Regions from separate parts of the Homo sapiens genome. Here region 2 is linked to region 1. A link is an interaction called in ENCODE POLR2A ChIA-PET data of the cell type or tissue named here. Cell type or tissue: PC-9. All regions are shown on one strand. Links, peaks and the distances in the headings refer to the core of each region. The heading gives the core; the rest is flanking DNA.

Region 1 (11,208 bases), core at 3,431-8,430:
TGGGTCTTTAAAGTAAAATTGAAAGATCGTTTTATATAAAAATAATCCTTTCTCAAAGCTGTGAGTCACTGATGAAAAATGTTTACAAAAGATTCTCGGACATGGCATATCTGGCCTAGACTTCCAGGGGCTGCTGGTGCTGTGCCAGACGCTGGCGAACAGTCAGGGAAGGGAAATGCCCATGAACCCCAGTACCGGCTACTTCACAGCCCAAGGGGGGACTTGACCTCCAGGAAAAACATCCCCGGGAAGCTTCCCACCTTCCTGCTGGCACTTGTGCCCAACATCATAGTTCCCACTAGAGTGCAAGGCGGCCAGCTATGGAGCATTCATTACTGTTCACACTGTGGGCTCTCCGGAAGGTTCTTGGAGACGGTTCAGTGTGGGGGGGACAGGAGGATGGAGCATGTCAGACGTGACAAACGTTCCCTTTAATTTTGCTCACATTCAATTATTTAAACTTGTGCTGCTTTATTCATATTTCCTTTGTGGGTCCTTCGCTATTATCCTCCAGTTCAAGGAATCTCTGTAATTTAAAAATCTATAAAACAGATCCTTCTAAAAAGAGGCTTCGTGTTTTATTTCATACTCCGTTCCAGCGGATGAGATCATGCTCAGACTATTCTCAAGTTATTTTATAACAGTCTCAAACAACTTTTCAAAATATGAGCTTAGAGGAAAAGTATTATTTCCCACATTTTGAGCTTGATGAAAGTCATTTTATCTATTTCTACATGGTCCTTTATTTTGTAATTTACACCTTCACCCAGAGAAGTTAAAATTATTAAAACACACACACACACAAGCACACACACACACACACACACACACACAGACATACGTTTAACTGAACACAGCCTTTGTGTTATCTTCAAATCCCAAAACACTGTGTCAGCTGCTAGGGTGCAGGGAGGGGCAGGGCAGTGGGGGAAAGACGTAAAGAACCAGCAGTAGCCCCGCTCCTTGGAGAAACACAGCTGCTGAAAACTTACAGACTCAACAGCAAAAGTCTAACGGAAGGCCAGCGCTGTCCTGTGGATGAATTTTTTTTTTTTTAGATAGAGTTTTGCTCTTGTTGCCCGGGTTGGAATGCAATGGTGCATTTACAGAGGATTGCAAAGGAGAACAGTCCTCAAAAGACTTTTTGAAACAGTCCTCAAAAGACTTTTAAAAACTTGTAATATAGCTCTTATTAATGCCTTAAATAACTGTCTCTTTATTCGCACATTAAATAACAAGGTCCAGTGGCAACTATGTCATTTCAAAGTAGTGGTGCGAACAATGATCACAACCGTCACCTGATATCAAACACCTGGTTTCTGGCCAGGTGTGGTGGCTCACTCCTGTAATCCCAGCACTTTGGGAGGTCGTCTCTACTAAACCACGTCTCTACTAAAAATACAACAATTAGCTGGGCGTGGTGGTGCACATCTGCAGTCCCAGCTACTCGGGAGGCTGAGGCAGGGGTTTCGCTTGAACCCGGAAGGTGGAGGTTGCAGTGAGCCAAGATTGCATCACCACGCTCCAGCCTGGGCAACAGAGCTCGACTCTGTCTAAAAAAAAAAAAAGAAAGGTTAAGATTTGGACTGTTGATGGGGATAGGAGTTAGGATGGAGAATTTTGTTTCTTAAAAATTGTCTGGCTAAGACATTGTCATGTAAAAGATTCCAGGGGAAATATTTAAACCTTGGACTAATTAAATAACTTTATTTTTAAAGGAGGTTTCTCTAGAAACTCATTTAATCTACTGCCTATAATGGCTACAAGTGGAAAGTAATAAAACTGCATTTATTTTAAAAGAAAATTGCATAATTTGGACCTCTCACTAATTTATCCCAGTCTCCTTTTTAGGCTCTTCCTGTGAGAATGCTGAGGTTTTACTGAGCCAATTCCTTAGTGCAGGACTTGTTAACCTGGAAGACCCTGGGAGTCTGGGATAGAATTCAAGGGCTCCATGTCCTCTGATGGGAAAAATTAAAATTTTATTTCACTAACCTCTTACTAAAATGTAGCATTTAATTTTTTTAAGAACACAGGTAACAAACCAGAGTAGAAGTACAGTGCCTGTGACTGTCTCTGGTAGAAACTAGGTATTTCTTTTTTTGTTTGGTGGGGAAACCGAGTTTCACTCTTGTCATTCAGGCTGGAGTGCGGTGGCGCGATCTTGGCTCACTTCAACCTCCGCCTCCCGGGTTCAAGTGAGTCTCCTGCCTCAACCTCCTGAGTAGCTAGGATTACAGGCGCCTACCACCATGCCCAGCTAATTTTTATATCTTTAGTAAAGACGGGGTTTCACCATGTTGGCCAGGCTGGTCTTGAACTCCTGACCTCAAGTGATCTGCCTGCCTTGGCCTCAAATATTAACCTTTCTGAAGATACACAGTCCCTGTCCCCCTCCCTCAACCAAAAAGGAAAAAAAAAAAATTGTGTCACCTTCCAAGAATCTACGGTGAAAAAGTCTCCAATTACTGGAAATGGAGTACAAAGACACTCATAAATAGAGATGCCACTATCTTCAAGGCCATTCTGAACACCTGCCATTGACGCCCATATCAGGACTGAGGCTGGAAGTCATCCTCTGTCAGTTCCCACCCTGCATCTTGGCACTTTTCCTCCTCAATCTCTCATCACTTCTGTCCTTTCCATGCTCTACCACGCCCTTGGCTGGGTCCCCCTTTGGCCATTCCACCTCCACTCCCTACTATCAGGGCCATCTTTCTCAAATGCAGACCTGACCAGGTCACTCTCTTGCTTCAAATCCCTTAGAGATGGCTGCCAGCCGAGAGGCAGAAGAGAGCATGGGCTTGGGAGGTGGCCCTGTCTCCCAATGGTCAGCTACCACTTACTGGCAGTGTCATCGGGGGCAATGCTGGGATCATGATGTGCTTTGCAGGGTAGCTGGCAGTTTGCAGCTAACATGGGACATGTTTTTGAGGGCCTAGGCATGCACAGGCCCTCAAAAAATGGCTGGGGTTGTTATTCCTTCCACCACTATAGTAAAAGTCTGAGCTCCTGAAGCAGGCATGCCAGGCTCTTCAGGGTTGAGACTGGGAGCATCTGGCCCTCTACTCCTGCTTTCCATTCCAGCCTCTCCAAACTCCTTTCAGATCCCCCAGGCCTCCTGTTGCTTGCCTCTCCTGACTGCACTGTGACAAGTGCCATTTACTCTCCCTAGAGTTCGTTCCCCAGCCTCTTCTGCTCTTCCTGGCCTCCCCATCTCCCATAAACCTTCTCTAACCGGTCCTTCCTCCTCCCCATCACCTCGCCCACAACAGGATGCTTCTCCTTTAACCCATTTGGGTACCTGGTGTCTGTCTCTATCACCACCCTGCATCTATCACCCAGTAAGCAATCTGTTCACATGTCCCCAGCAGTACAAAAAGCATGGGCTCTGGGTGGACAGGCCTTGTTCAAACCTCAGCACCAGCATGTCTTGAAGACATTTGTTTCTGAGCCTCAGTTTCTCAACTGCACAACAGGGCAACAACGGCATGGCATCAACCTAGTTGGGCTGTCGGGAGGGCTCAATGAATCCTGCATGCAGAGAATTTCTGCATGGATGCCAACTGTGGCACCTGACACTGGGATGCTCACTACAGAACAACCGCGTCTTCTCTTATGCCACGCCTTCTCTTCTGCCACCACAACAATGTAAACTCCTCTGGGGTAGAGACCAAGTCTCTCATATCTCAGAGCCTTCTGTGCCTGCTCAGTGCAACGCAACAACACAGCACTGCTGGGTGAACTCAGATGTGGAACACCCTGCACTTGTCTGTCTTTAGCTACAAGGTACTGAAAAGTGCAGTTTAATAATCTGTTAACCTGTAATAAGAGCAGCAATAATGACAGATAGTAAAGTTGAAAAACAAATGCAACCTGACCAGGAAAACCTATATAAAAGCCTAGGGAACATAATGATTTGTTTTGACTGAAATATAAACCATGGCCAAAATCCTAAAGGTATAATGTAAAAACACAGTTCTCTGTGCTTTCAAAAGAAATAGGATTTGCTCCAGATTCCTAACAGACACCACAGTGAGCTCGCCGGACACCTTCCCAACAGGTTCCAGGAATCCCTGCAGTGGCCGCAGATCCAGACTGTCCACAGTCAGCCTGCTAATACCCACAAAGGCATTTTTATTGTCACAGGCCATTTGCAACAGACTGAAAGGCCTCCCCTTCTGCTGCCAGCCATGGCTGGTTTGAAAGCATTCACATTTCCTCTTCTTTTAACATGTCTTCATGGACTCCGGGGTCAGCTGACACCAGAGGCACTGGGCTACCCAATGACAGGCAATTTCCCCAGAAAGCCTTGTTAGCCATTAGTATTTTTATTGCTGATCTGGGTAAATGAACATGACCCTCCCCACCCTCATGGTATTTTGGCTTCAAAAAGCAATGCCTAATTGTATTCACGGCCTGTCTTTAAATACAATTTTAAGGTATTCAATGAACAACGCTATTAGCTAAATTTGAGGGCTTGTAAGACAGATAAAGACTAGGTTTCTATAGAGAATTTAAGAGTAATGAGGTTAAAGTTTATGCAACTTAATGTGATAGAATAATAGCTAATACTTACTGATCCCGTATCAAGTGCCAGCACTTCATCTGCACTGAATCCCTATAACCTTATTACGTAGACTCTATTATGAAGGCATTTGAGGGCAGGAAATGGAAACAGAGAGATGTGAAGTTACTGATGGCCTCTCTCTCCAGCTACCCATCCATACATCAGCTGCCTGTCCATCATCTGTCTCCTGCGCTTCTCTTGCTCTCACTCATTCTCTCTCTGTACCCACCCACCCCAGCCCCACTGGCCATCCTATTCCTCTTTGTCTCCCTTCTCTCAGTCTTCCTTCCCTCCCAGCTTGTTTTTTTTTCCCTTTCCTGTCTCAACCTTTTTGTATTTGTCTCTCAGTCTCTGTCTCTATAGATTTCCCCCTTATGTCTCCCCTTCCTCCCTCCCTCTCTCTCTCTCTATCTCCTTCCCACCTATTTCTCTCTGTCTTCCCTATCACCAGTACTCAACACACGCAATATAACAAAAATATTTATGGTGTAACATGGTAAAGAAAGAAGGATTTGAAAACCAACTTTTTTTTTTGAGCTGGAGTTTTTGCTCGTTGCCCAGGCTGGAGTACAATGGTGAGATCGCGGCTCACTGCAACCTCTGCCTCCCAGGTTCAAGTAATTCTCCTGCCTTAGCCTCCTGAGTAGCTGGGATTACAGGCACTCCCCACTACGCCTGGCTAATTTTTTATATTTTTAGTAGAGACAGGGTTTCAGCATGTTGGCCAGGCTGGTCTCGAACTCCTGACCTCAGGTGACCACCTGCCTCGGCCTCCCAAAGTGCTGGGATTACAGGCGTCAGCCACCGCGCCCGGCCTGAAAACCAATTTCTAGAGCAAGCTTGTTCAACCCATGGCCCACGGGCTGCATATGGCCCAGGACGGCTTTGAATGTGGCCTAACAAATTTGCAAACTTTCTTAAAAACATTATAAGATTTTTGGCCCGGTGCAGTGGCTCACGCCTGTAATCCCAGGGCTTTGGGAGGCCGAGGTGGGCGGATCACGAGGTCAGGAGATGGAGACCATCCTGGCTAACATGGTGAAACCCCCGGGCGCCTGTAGTACCCTCTACTAGGGAGGCTGAGGCAGGAGAATGGCGTGAACCCAGGAGGCGGAGCTTGCAGTGAGCTGAGATCGTGCAACTGCACTCCAGTCTGGGCGACAGAGTGAGACTCTTGTCTCAAAAAAAAAAAGAAATGAGATTTTTGTGGGATTTGTTTTGTTGGTTTAGCTCATCAGCTATCGTTAGTATGTTTTACGTGTGGCCCAAGACAATTTTTCTCCCAATGTGGCCCAGGGAAGCCAAGATTGGACACCCCTGTTCCAGAGTAACGATTCTACCCATCTGAGGACAAAGTTACACTATCAAAACTAAGTAATTATAATTAGCAAGCTATTCTTCCTAATGGCTTTGAAACTGTAACTTTATTATGTAAGAAAACAAGACTGACTATAAGCTGATAATTGTTAAAGCCACATCATAAGTACATGGGAGTTCATTATGCTGTCTACTTTTGAGACAGTTTTAGGCTGGGTGCAGTGGCTCATGCCTGTAATCCCAGCACTTTGGGAGGCTGAGGTGGGAGGATTGCTTGAGCCCAGGAGTTTGAGACCAGCCTGGGCGACATAGTGAGACCCATCTCTATTTTTTTTAATTAAAAAAGAGATAGTTTTAAAAATTGACACTAAAAAAGAACAAACAAACCTATGAATTTATTTTATAAATTGTTCTTCTGTGTGTTTAATTAAGATCCACCATTATGGAGGAAAAGTTAAAGTCTTCCAATATCCCATTTGATCTTTAGTTCTTATGTATTTAAGAAAGCTACCCATTGATTTATTTTCTGCTTTTATTTCAGATCAATGATTATACTGGCACAATTACAATGACTTGATTTTACAAGGTGGTAAGTGGCACCAGATTTTCAGTTTTCACGTTTGAGGCTGTGGAAATATTGTCTCTGGACAGGAGAAATAAAATGCCAACCATGAGCCAATGGGAATTTCTCTTCCACAATGAAAATATTCACTACGGGAATAACAGAGGGTGCGAGGAAGAGAAGACATTTTTCAGCCAAAAATCAAGGACAGGAAGTATTAATTATACGCATCAAAACACACTTAGAAACAAACTGCTTTATTAGCAAGAAAAACTATGGGTGGGATTGGCTGAATTCTGTCATCACTTCAACCATTACAGAAACTGGTAAAGCCACCATTTTAGGCTGCTAAATATTTGCTTAAAGTAACAACAGCTTACTTTTCTGCTAGGCTCTTGTTCTGTGCCAGGCTCCCTGCTAAACAATTTACATGAAGTCTCTCAACAACTCAGTGAGGTAGGGATTACTACAGGCCTTATTTTAGAAATGGGAACACCAAGGTACAGTGAGCCTCGGTGAATGCGCAAGACCAGCCAAGAGCACAGGTGGCATTTGGGTCCAGACTGGCTGGCTCGGGAGCTGCCTGCCTGTGCAGAAGAATGAGACCCTAGGAACGCTGTGTGAGCCATAAACCTGCCTGGACTAAAGAGCATCTCAGAGGAATCTCGTATCAACATAACACAAACATACATTTAACTCTTACCAGTTTCAGAGCTTTCCCTCAATCATCTTATAGACCCTCAAAACAATCCTCTAAGGTGGCTGAACAGAGATTGGTCTCTCTGTCTTAGAGGTAAAAACACGGAAGCTCAGAGAGGTCAGAGGAAAACTGGGATCTCCTGCCTCCAAATTGAAAAGTACTGCCACCTAAACTGGGGCCCTTCCTCTTTTCTAGAAACCTCAGGGCACTGGTGTGAAAATTAAGTGAGGCTGCACATGATGTGCTCAGTGCCAGGGCCTGTGACATTGTAAATGGTCAACAATGTTAATAGCACCCAAAATGAAATGGACAGACTGGCCTTTTATTAGGTAACAGAAAGAGTCTCACTTTCTTTGTTACTGAACAAGGGAAGTATCTGATGACCTCAGGAGAGAGCAGAAAGCAAGCATAAGCTTCTCCAAAGCTCAAGTTCTAAAAGCGTATCTGTATGGCTGGCACCACATGAAGCATCCGCTGGAAAGTTAGCTGCTGAAAAGAAGCATTTAAAAGTGGGCCCTTAAAATAAATTTCGAAAGTTCAGGCTGAGTGCAGTGGCTCATGCCTGTAGGGATGCACTTTGGGGAGGCCAAGGTGGGAGGATCACTTGAGGCCAGTAGTTCAACACTGGCTTGGCCCGGGCAAACTAGTAAAAATAGTGAGACCCTGTCTCTACAAAAAAAAAAAAAAAATTTTAATTAGTCAGGTAGCATATGCCTGCAGCCCCAGCTACTTGGGAGGCTGAGGTGGGAGGGTTGCTTGAGACCAGGAGCTCAAGGCTGCAGTGAGCTGTGATTGTGCCACTGCAGTCCAGCCTGGGTGACAGAGCAAGACCCTATCTCCAAAAGCAACAATAACAACAACAACAAAAAGTTCAAGAAGAGTTCAGTTCACAGACATTAGTTTTTGATTCTACAGTACACAACTGTCACATACATGTACAATATTCAGGCACAATGTATGTAAATACAAACACATGAACAAATGAAAATAAAATGAAAAGAAAACCCTGAATTCAAAAGGCTAGTGTTCATGTTTTCTTTGACGTCTCCAGGGGAAAGAAATAATCAGAAAATTCAGTGTTCAAAGTAGACCGAATATTGCAAAGCTAAATGCGGTCCTGGTGAATAGATACTGCTATAAACATGCATATTCACAAAAAGCTGGAGAGCAAAATTCACATGTTATAATAAATGCTTATATGTGCACACAGTATTTCTAGAAGGACACACATAAAACTCCAGGGTGATTGCCTCTAGGTGGGGAAAATGAATAGGAGAGGGAATTACTTTTCACTAAATACCCTTTTAGGATTTCTTACATACAAGTATTTTTATATACATTTAAAAAAAATTAATCCTACTGTTAAAGCTAATCATTTTGCCAGGATCAGGTTTCTAGAAAAGAAAAAGAGACTACCCTTACATTTCAGGGATTAATTGGAGGAGTTTCTGGAGATACCATTTTGAAAATCACAGTGAATTCCAAAAGAGACATCAGTAGAGCATCCAGTGGCTAAAAGTGGGCTCTCCCAAGCCAGATAGCATGAGTTCAAATTCCAGTACCCCCACTCACTGGCTCTGTGACCCTAGACAAGTTACCTAACCTTTTGGTGACTCAGTTTCCTCATCTATAAAATGGAAATAATCATAGTGCTATCATGAAATATAACTATATCAGATCACATAGAGTAATAAAACAGTATTTGGCACATAGTAAGCATTTAATAATTGCTAGCCATCTTTATGTTTACCAGTGTTGCTTTGACAGCTAGGCTGAGTAGCAGGTAGCATGCACCATCAAACCACATTTATGGTGGAAGCTTCTTTGATAGAACAATGAAAAACTTGATCTCATTCAATTCTCTCCCTGACAGGGAATGCCTGGGACCCTGAGTGGGCGTCAATAAACACTGACTGACTGATCGACACTGATTGACTGATTTAGGCTGTCAGTGAAAGTGGAAAGCCTGGATTACTCATCCAGATGTTAGGAACTATTTTTCCCAAAAGACAAATAGCACTTCCAGTCTTTAAAAGACTATCGCTGAGGCTTGTTAAAGTCTACCAACTACAAAATGATAATTCCATTTACTTTCTCTAATTAACTATAACAACGAAAAGAAGAAAACTCAGTAAGAAAGAATTCCTAGAGTGACACCTTCCTAGAAGAAGGTTTAACCCAAGGCAGTCTGCTGTACTAGAACTTTTTTTTTTTTTTGAGACTTTAGAGTCAACATTATAATTCATTTCAAGACATGTTGGAATGAGTTTTAGATTTTTTTCCCAAAACAATAATTAAACCAGCCAGGTCCATACTAAATCTCCGGTTTACTCCCAGGAAAACAAAACAATGACTTGGCAAAGCTGTGACCTAAACTTTGCTCCAGCTCTGCACTTACAAAAGTCCATTCATCCCCGCCTTAGGCACCCATCTGCAAAGTGGAGATGATGATGCCTAACACTAACTCGATACAGATGTAAATGAGAATGTGCTCAGAATTTTGAGCAACTTGGAAAAAATAAGCGATGTATTAATTGAAGATGATTTGGAATGCTCAGACATCAACTTTTAGGGACAAATAAACAATCTCCACCCTCCAAATGCTAGGCTCTGTGAGCCCACTCCACCTAGATGAGCCTTCTCTGGGCCATTCAGCCCCCTGGAATCCCAGAGACAGAAGAGGAGTGAGGTACACAAACTGTGGCAAGAAGGGCAAACAGGTTTCACCCACATCACTAGTGCGATCTGCATATGTGACTCCAAGCAGGCCTTCAGGGTAGAGTCAGAGGTTAAGGAAAGAAAAATAGGTTAGAAAATAAATGAGGCCTGTTTATTTCTCCTGCTTTTTTAAAAAGAAAAACATGGCATTCTAGCAGAAATCCTACTTGATCTAAAGTGAGCTTCACATTTCTTTCTACTCTTTTTTTTTTTTTTTTTTTTTTGAGACCGAGTCTTGCTGTGTCGCCCAGGCTGGAGTGCAGTGGCGCGATCTTGGCTCACTGCAACCTCCCCCTGCCGGGTTCAAGCAATTCTCCTGCCTCAGCCTCCCGAGTAGCTGGGATTACAGGCGTGTACCACCACGCCCGGCTAATTTTTTGTATTTTTAGTAGAAATAGGGTTTCACCATGTTGGCCAGGCTGGTCTCGAAATCCTGACCTCAAATAATCCACCCGTCTCGGCCTCCCAAAGTGTTGGGATTACAGGCTTGAGCCACCGCGCCCGGCCACATTTTTACTCTTATATTCTTAGTTGAAAACAACAGAGAAGTCCAAGTGCCACTCCATCTCTGAAGCACAGATAGCCTTTCTGCTGAAGGCAATGGTCTGGGAGCACCAGTCTCAAATCAGATCAATTTCATACCCACCTAGAAGCTACGAAAGTGAAGACCCATAACCCTTAATTTACTTTTTTTCCATTTATAAAACTAAAGACTACAACAGGAAAGAAAAATAAAATAAAACAGATGTAATTAGAGAAGGAGAGTAGGTAGAAAGAACGCAAAAGTGAAGCCCTCCTGGCCCTGAGCTTCACTTAAGGAAACGAACATGACACCCCAGTACTCTGGGGGACTCCTTGGAAACGCCTTCTTAAATGGGCTCCCCTCCCCTGAAAAGAGAGCGAATTCCTAAGACCTCTTCGTGGTCTGTAGATAAGATGGGGGTGGGGGAGATGGAAAGATCACTTGAAATTCTGTATCCATAAATGGTAGAGTGGTGCTCCTTGTGTACATGATGCTTAATGGAAATCGCATGTTTTCACAAACACGGGTCGATCTTTTTAACACACAGTCCCAATTAACGGTGGAAATTCCACAACGTGGGATCCCAGGGATGTTAAGGCCTGGCGAGTTGGCTTTCTCAAACTTTTTCGGGGGAGCCCGCACTGTGGGGCCCCGGACGCCGCCGTCACCATCCGGCGTGGCTCTACCGGGGCTGGTGCCGGGGCTGGGGGCCACGCTCCGCCGGCGGCGCCTAGGGGCCATCGCGAGAAAGAGAAAGAGACAGAGAGAGAGAAAAAGAGAGAGACAAGAGAAGAGAAAAGAGACAGACACAGAGAGAA
Region 2 (5,000 bases), core at 1-5,000, 230 kb after region 1:
TGCCTTTCAAGCCCATTTCACAAAGACAACGGTGCCAAACAGCCTCTTATTATTAAAACCAACTCTGTAATCACATTCCCACAAAACCACTTTAGCTACACTTTTTGTTCCAGTTTCTCCTCTTTCAGCTATTGATGAGTGTCTCTCCTTCACCAGCCATCAGCAAAAATGATTCTGTAGTGTTTCTCTTTTGGAAAATGCAGCTCAGGAAACACAGTCAGCAGACAATGAAAAAATACAAATCCTAAACATATCACAAAGAACCAAATGCACCTTACAACATGCTAAAAAGGGCATTCAGAAATACGTCTTTGGGGAAAGTTATTCTAAGGACATGAGCTAAGTCGCAAAGGATCGATTACACCCACTTGAGGACAGAGAATGAAATGGTTTGACAATTGAACTCCATCTGAATCAGAACAGGGAGCCAACTGCTCTGCTTGTGCTCAAACTCACTGCTGTCATTCTCCGACTGGACAGTAAAGAGACAAAGGAAAAAAAGCAGACCGTGACATTTAAAAAGAAGAAAAAGCAAAGCAAAACAATGCTAGCAAAAAGCAAACGAAGCTACTAAGTCAATACCATATTTCTTCTGGATCAATAACAAGATAATGGTCTACAGCCAAAATATTGACACTAGACACTATTAATCTGCTTATCTCAGGGATAAGAGAATTGTTTTTTACTGACTCTTAAAATTTTCTCTTTGCCTATCTGTTTGAATATAACAAACATTCTTGCTTGGAACAGGTAGTGTTCACAACTCCCATTCTGCATGAAAACTGGACAATCACCAGGTCAGGAAAGAAATCCTCACCACAGACTCAGCCCCTGAATAATGTTGGGGCTGAGACATTCCTGAGGGAGGTATGTTGGCCACATAGGGCAGTGGGGAGGAAAAGAAACACACCAAAGGAGAATGTCAACGACAGAGTACCTGTGAGCTTGGTTAGCTGTTCCTATTTATGGGTCAAGCTCAGCTTCCCTGATTGCTATCAGAATTCCCCTCTTAGTGGGTAAAGAATCTACTGAAGCCAGAAGAACTAAAATGTCTTGAAATGATGAGAACACAGAGGAGAGGTGCTCAGCATTCCTCAGCTGGGGGAATGAGGCCGCACCGTGGGTTCTGGTCCACTGCGTTGTTTGGTAAAGGATGTCAAAGGGCCGATGATCTTCAGAAATTTCTGTCTCAGCCAGAAAAGCCACAGAAACAAAGGGCAGTGCTACCATAAAGAACTTCCTGAGATTCACAAGAATATTCAGAGGGCTCCTGTTCAAAAGCCATTTGAAATTTTGTGCTCATCACAAAAATGGCAATTCCTTTTTGTTGGCAAAGTATGTGTTACAGGTGCCACGCACATGACACCATTCCTGCCAGCCACGGTGGAGGCACTCATAATGACCAGAGATGAAAATGTTCACACTATCATCCCACAGATAGATGGGCTGCTGAGAGCCGCATCACTGAGAGGAAATCAGGTTCAAGTCCAGAGTCAACTCTGAGCTGGCAGATGCTTAGGAAGGATAAATCATCTCCCTCCTCCATGCAAATGCTGGAGTCCACCCAAGGCTGAAACATGTGATTGCAGTTTCATTCCCTTCGGAACATTCCCATTTGCTGCCTAAAAATGAAAACCAGCAGTTAGATCAGGGGCGCTGGGTACTCATATGGCCAACTTCTATGTCCAACTCCAGGAACAGGAACCTCTCCTCAGTCTTCGCAATGAGGAGGGGTCACACTAAGGAGGCAGATGGGAACACCTATCATATTCAATTGAATGGAACTACACTCATTTTCCTGTAAAAAAGGAAAAATGCTGGGTAAAATCAGTCCTGTTTCCACTAATGGTGTGTGCTGGTTGACAATGCATCTTCTTGCTTCTAAAGGTCCCGTTGGAGCAATTCCAGCATATACAGGTGTAGTTCTCGTTTCCCTTGTGCACTATATAATACGAACTGCCTGGGCTGTGAGTCATCCTACGATATCATAAATTCTTTCTGAAGAGTAATACTCTGCCAATTTTAATAATAATCTTAAAAAAAAAAAAAAAGGAGGTCAGGTCAGGTGCTGTCACTCATGCCTGTAATCCCAGCACTTTGGGAGGCCAAGGCAGGCAGATAACTTGAGGCCAGGAGTTCGAGACCTGCCTGGCCAACATGGCAAAACCCTGTCTCTAGTAAAAAAAAAAAAAATACACAAATTAGCTGGGTGTGGTGGTGCACATCTGTAATCCCAGCTACTCGGGAGGCTGATGCACAATGAACCGGGGAGGTGGAAGTTGCAGGGAGCTGGGATCGTGTCATTGCACTCCAGCCTGGGTGACAGAGCAGAACAATCTTAAAAATCAATCAATCAAACAAACAATAACACAAAAAAAGGTGATCAGACACATTTTTCCCTATTAGTGAAGAAAAAAAGATTTCATTTTTTTTTTCTCCTCCAAAAGAAACAAAACTGCACTGGGAAATACATGCAACTTTGCAATACACATCAGCTTTTTTTTTTTCCTGAGACAGAGTCTCGCTCTTCTTGCCCAGGCTGGAGTGCAAAGGCGTGATCTCGGCTTACCACAACCTCTGCCTCCTGGGTTCAAGCGATTCTCCTACCTCAGCTTCCCGAGTAGCTGGGATTACAGGCATGCGCCACTACGCCCGGCTAATTTTGTATTTTTAGTAGAGACGGGGTTTCTCCATGTTGGTCAGGCTGGTCTCGAACTCCCGACCTCAGGTGATCCGCCCACTTTAGCCTCCCAAAGTGCTGGGATTACAGGCGTGAGCCACCGCGCCCGGCCACATCAGCTTTAATAGTTATACCCCCACTCCCACCCCAGCACAAGGAACAAAAATGCCAATTCCTCCTTCACGACAGCACAGCCAGCACGGGCTGGCACCCACACGGAACCACTGGCCAGAGGCAGGTGAGTGAGTCTGTTGGGGGGGGGTGGGGAGAGAGGAATACCAGTTTTTATAACTGTAAAAACAAATAACCCAAATCTTCCTTTTTAGATTTTGAAAACAATCCCCCCTCCTCTGCCTCTTCTTTGGATTTGCAGTCTCCTCTGACTGACCAATGGCTTTCCACACCCCAGCTCAGGTCAGTAACACACACTTAGCGGTGAGGATTCAGGGCGTTTTTAGAAAGCTTTTCCCCCAGGGACACTACAAAGGCTTCCTGTGTTCTAGGCAGCAACTCTTGCTCCAGGGCCACAAAACACTGACATGCTGAGTTCAGCTGAAAGTCCTTTGGCAAGCATAATTTATTAATTTTGCAAATTATTTTTTAAAAAGTGAAAGTAAATTCAAGTTTATCTCAATAATGTCACTCTTTTTTGTTGTTGTTGTTGTTTGAGACAGAGTCTCGCTCTGTCTCCCAGGCTGGAGTGCAGCGGCGCGATCTCGGCTCACTGCAACCTCCGCCTCCCGGGTTCGTGCGATTCTCCTGCTTCAGCCTACCAAGTAGCCAGGATTACAGGTGTGTGCCGCCATGCCTGGCTAATTTTTGTACTTTTAGTAGAGATGGGGTTTTACCATGTTGGCCAAGCTGGTCTCAAACTCCTGACATCAGGTGATCCGCCTGCCTTGGCCTCCCAAAGTGCTGGGATTACAGGTGTGAGCCACCGTGCCCAGCCAATCACATCACTCTTACTTGTAGTCTACTGTAAGCTTCTGTGAGTGGAAAGACCACCACCCCCAGCCACACTAGGTGCTTTCCTGGGCACCTCACCTGCGTGAACCCACTTGGTCCTACAAGAACCCACCTTTGAGGCAGCTACTGTCACTGCCATTCCCATCTTACTGAAGAGGAAGGTGCGATCACACTGCACCCAAGCCCTCAGAGTGGCATGCAGGCGAGGGGCCTGTGCCCATGCAAACTCTGTACCCCTTCATCTTCCCCTGTCCTTTAATTTTGTGGGTTTCAACACTTATCACTGTTTAATTTTGTGCTATTAACTCTCTTGATCATTCTTCATCTCACAAGTCAGCGCCTTCCAGGTGCTGAGCACTGTGACAGGACCTGAGGATACAACAGTCAACAAAGCCACCTTTGCCCTCAGGGAGCTTACAGTCTAGCAGGGAAGGCAGAAGGCAACAGATGAGGGGGCCTACCCTAGCCTCCAGGGACGTGTTGGGCCCTGCACCTTCTCCTCAAGAGCCTAAGAGGAAAAAGAATTCTATGATAGTATATTCATAGCCCTAAGCTTTACTTTCATTTACGCCAGTGTCATGAAATCAATATAGGGGGTCACAACCAGCTTTATTAATAAAAATGAAATAGAAAACAGAATGTACCATATATAATAAGGGTAATGTATTTCATAAAACTTTCATTTCAGTCACATATGTGTTTTAATATGTCTGTACTAACTAGTTCTGATGGAAACAGTTTTTCTCACATTGGGAGTGGTATTTCTTTCTTTTTTTTTTTTTTTGTTTGAGACAGAGTCTTGCTCTGTCGCCAGGCTGGAGTGCAGTGGCACGATCTCGGCTCACTGCAATCTCCACCTCCTGGGTTCAAGTGATTCCCCTGCCTCAGCCTCCCGAGTAGCTGGGACTAAAGGCGCGCACCACCATGCCCAGCTAATTTTTTTGTATTTTAATAGAGGCGGGGTTTCACCTTGTTGGCCAGGATGGTTTCAATCTCCTGACCTCGTTGATCTGTCTGCCTTGGCCTCCCAAAGGGGATTACAAGCATGAGCAACCATGCCAGGCCCGGGAGTAGTATTTCTTAAAGCTTGAAAATAACATGATATAACCCTCATGATAATCTGATGAGGCAGGTATCATCAGGTCCATTGTACAGATGAGGAAACACAGGCTCAGAGACGTTAAGGAACTTGCCCAAGGTCAAACAGCTAATGACTAGCAAAGCTGGGATTCAAACCTTGATCTGTCAGACTCTGAAGTCCACATGTTTAAGTACTATACTATTATGGCACATGAGACAGAGACCCAGGTTCAACCTCCCTTCTGTCACTTATCATGTATCTATCTGGCCTTGG

Evidence for each region. ChIA-PET counts read pairs that join two places held together with the same protein. Peaks named below come from ENCODE experiments on the same cell type or tissue, not always from the same donor. Only the 100,000 strongest peaks of a DNase experiment are listed, where the experiment ranks them.
Region 2: POLR2A ChIA-PET joins it to region 1 with 6 read pairs; 3 of 35 experiments call an interaction of 5 or more read pairs at or near these places.

The regions. Positions count from the first base shown.
Region 1 is chr9:130,835,708-130,846,915 of GRCh38, reverse strand. The region is part of intron 1 of ABL1 (ABL proto-oncogene 1, non-receptor tyrosine kinase); the gene reads right to left. Among named protein-coding and RNA genes, the nearest start is that of ABL1, 6.1 kb to the right of the region's middle. RefSeq lists a silencer at 11,089-11,138. In PC-9, for the core only: no CTCF peak of the experiment used is centred there; no DNase peak of the experiment used is centred there.
Region 2 is chr9:130,604,331-130,609,330 of GRCh38, reverse strand. The region is part of intron 2 of FUBP3 (far upstream element binding protein 3); the gene reads right to left. Among named protein-coding and RNA genes, the nearest start is that of MIR6856, 19 kb to the left of the region's middle. In PC-9, for the core only: no CTCF peak of the experiment used is centred there; a DNase peak (open chromatin) is centred at 1,940.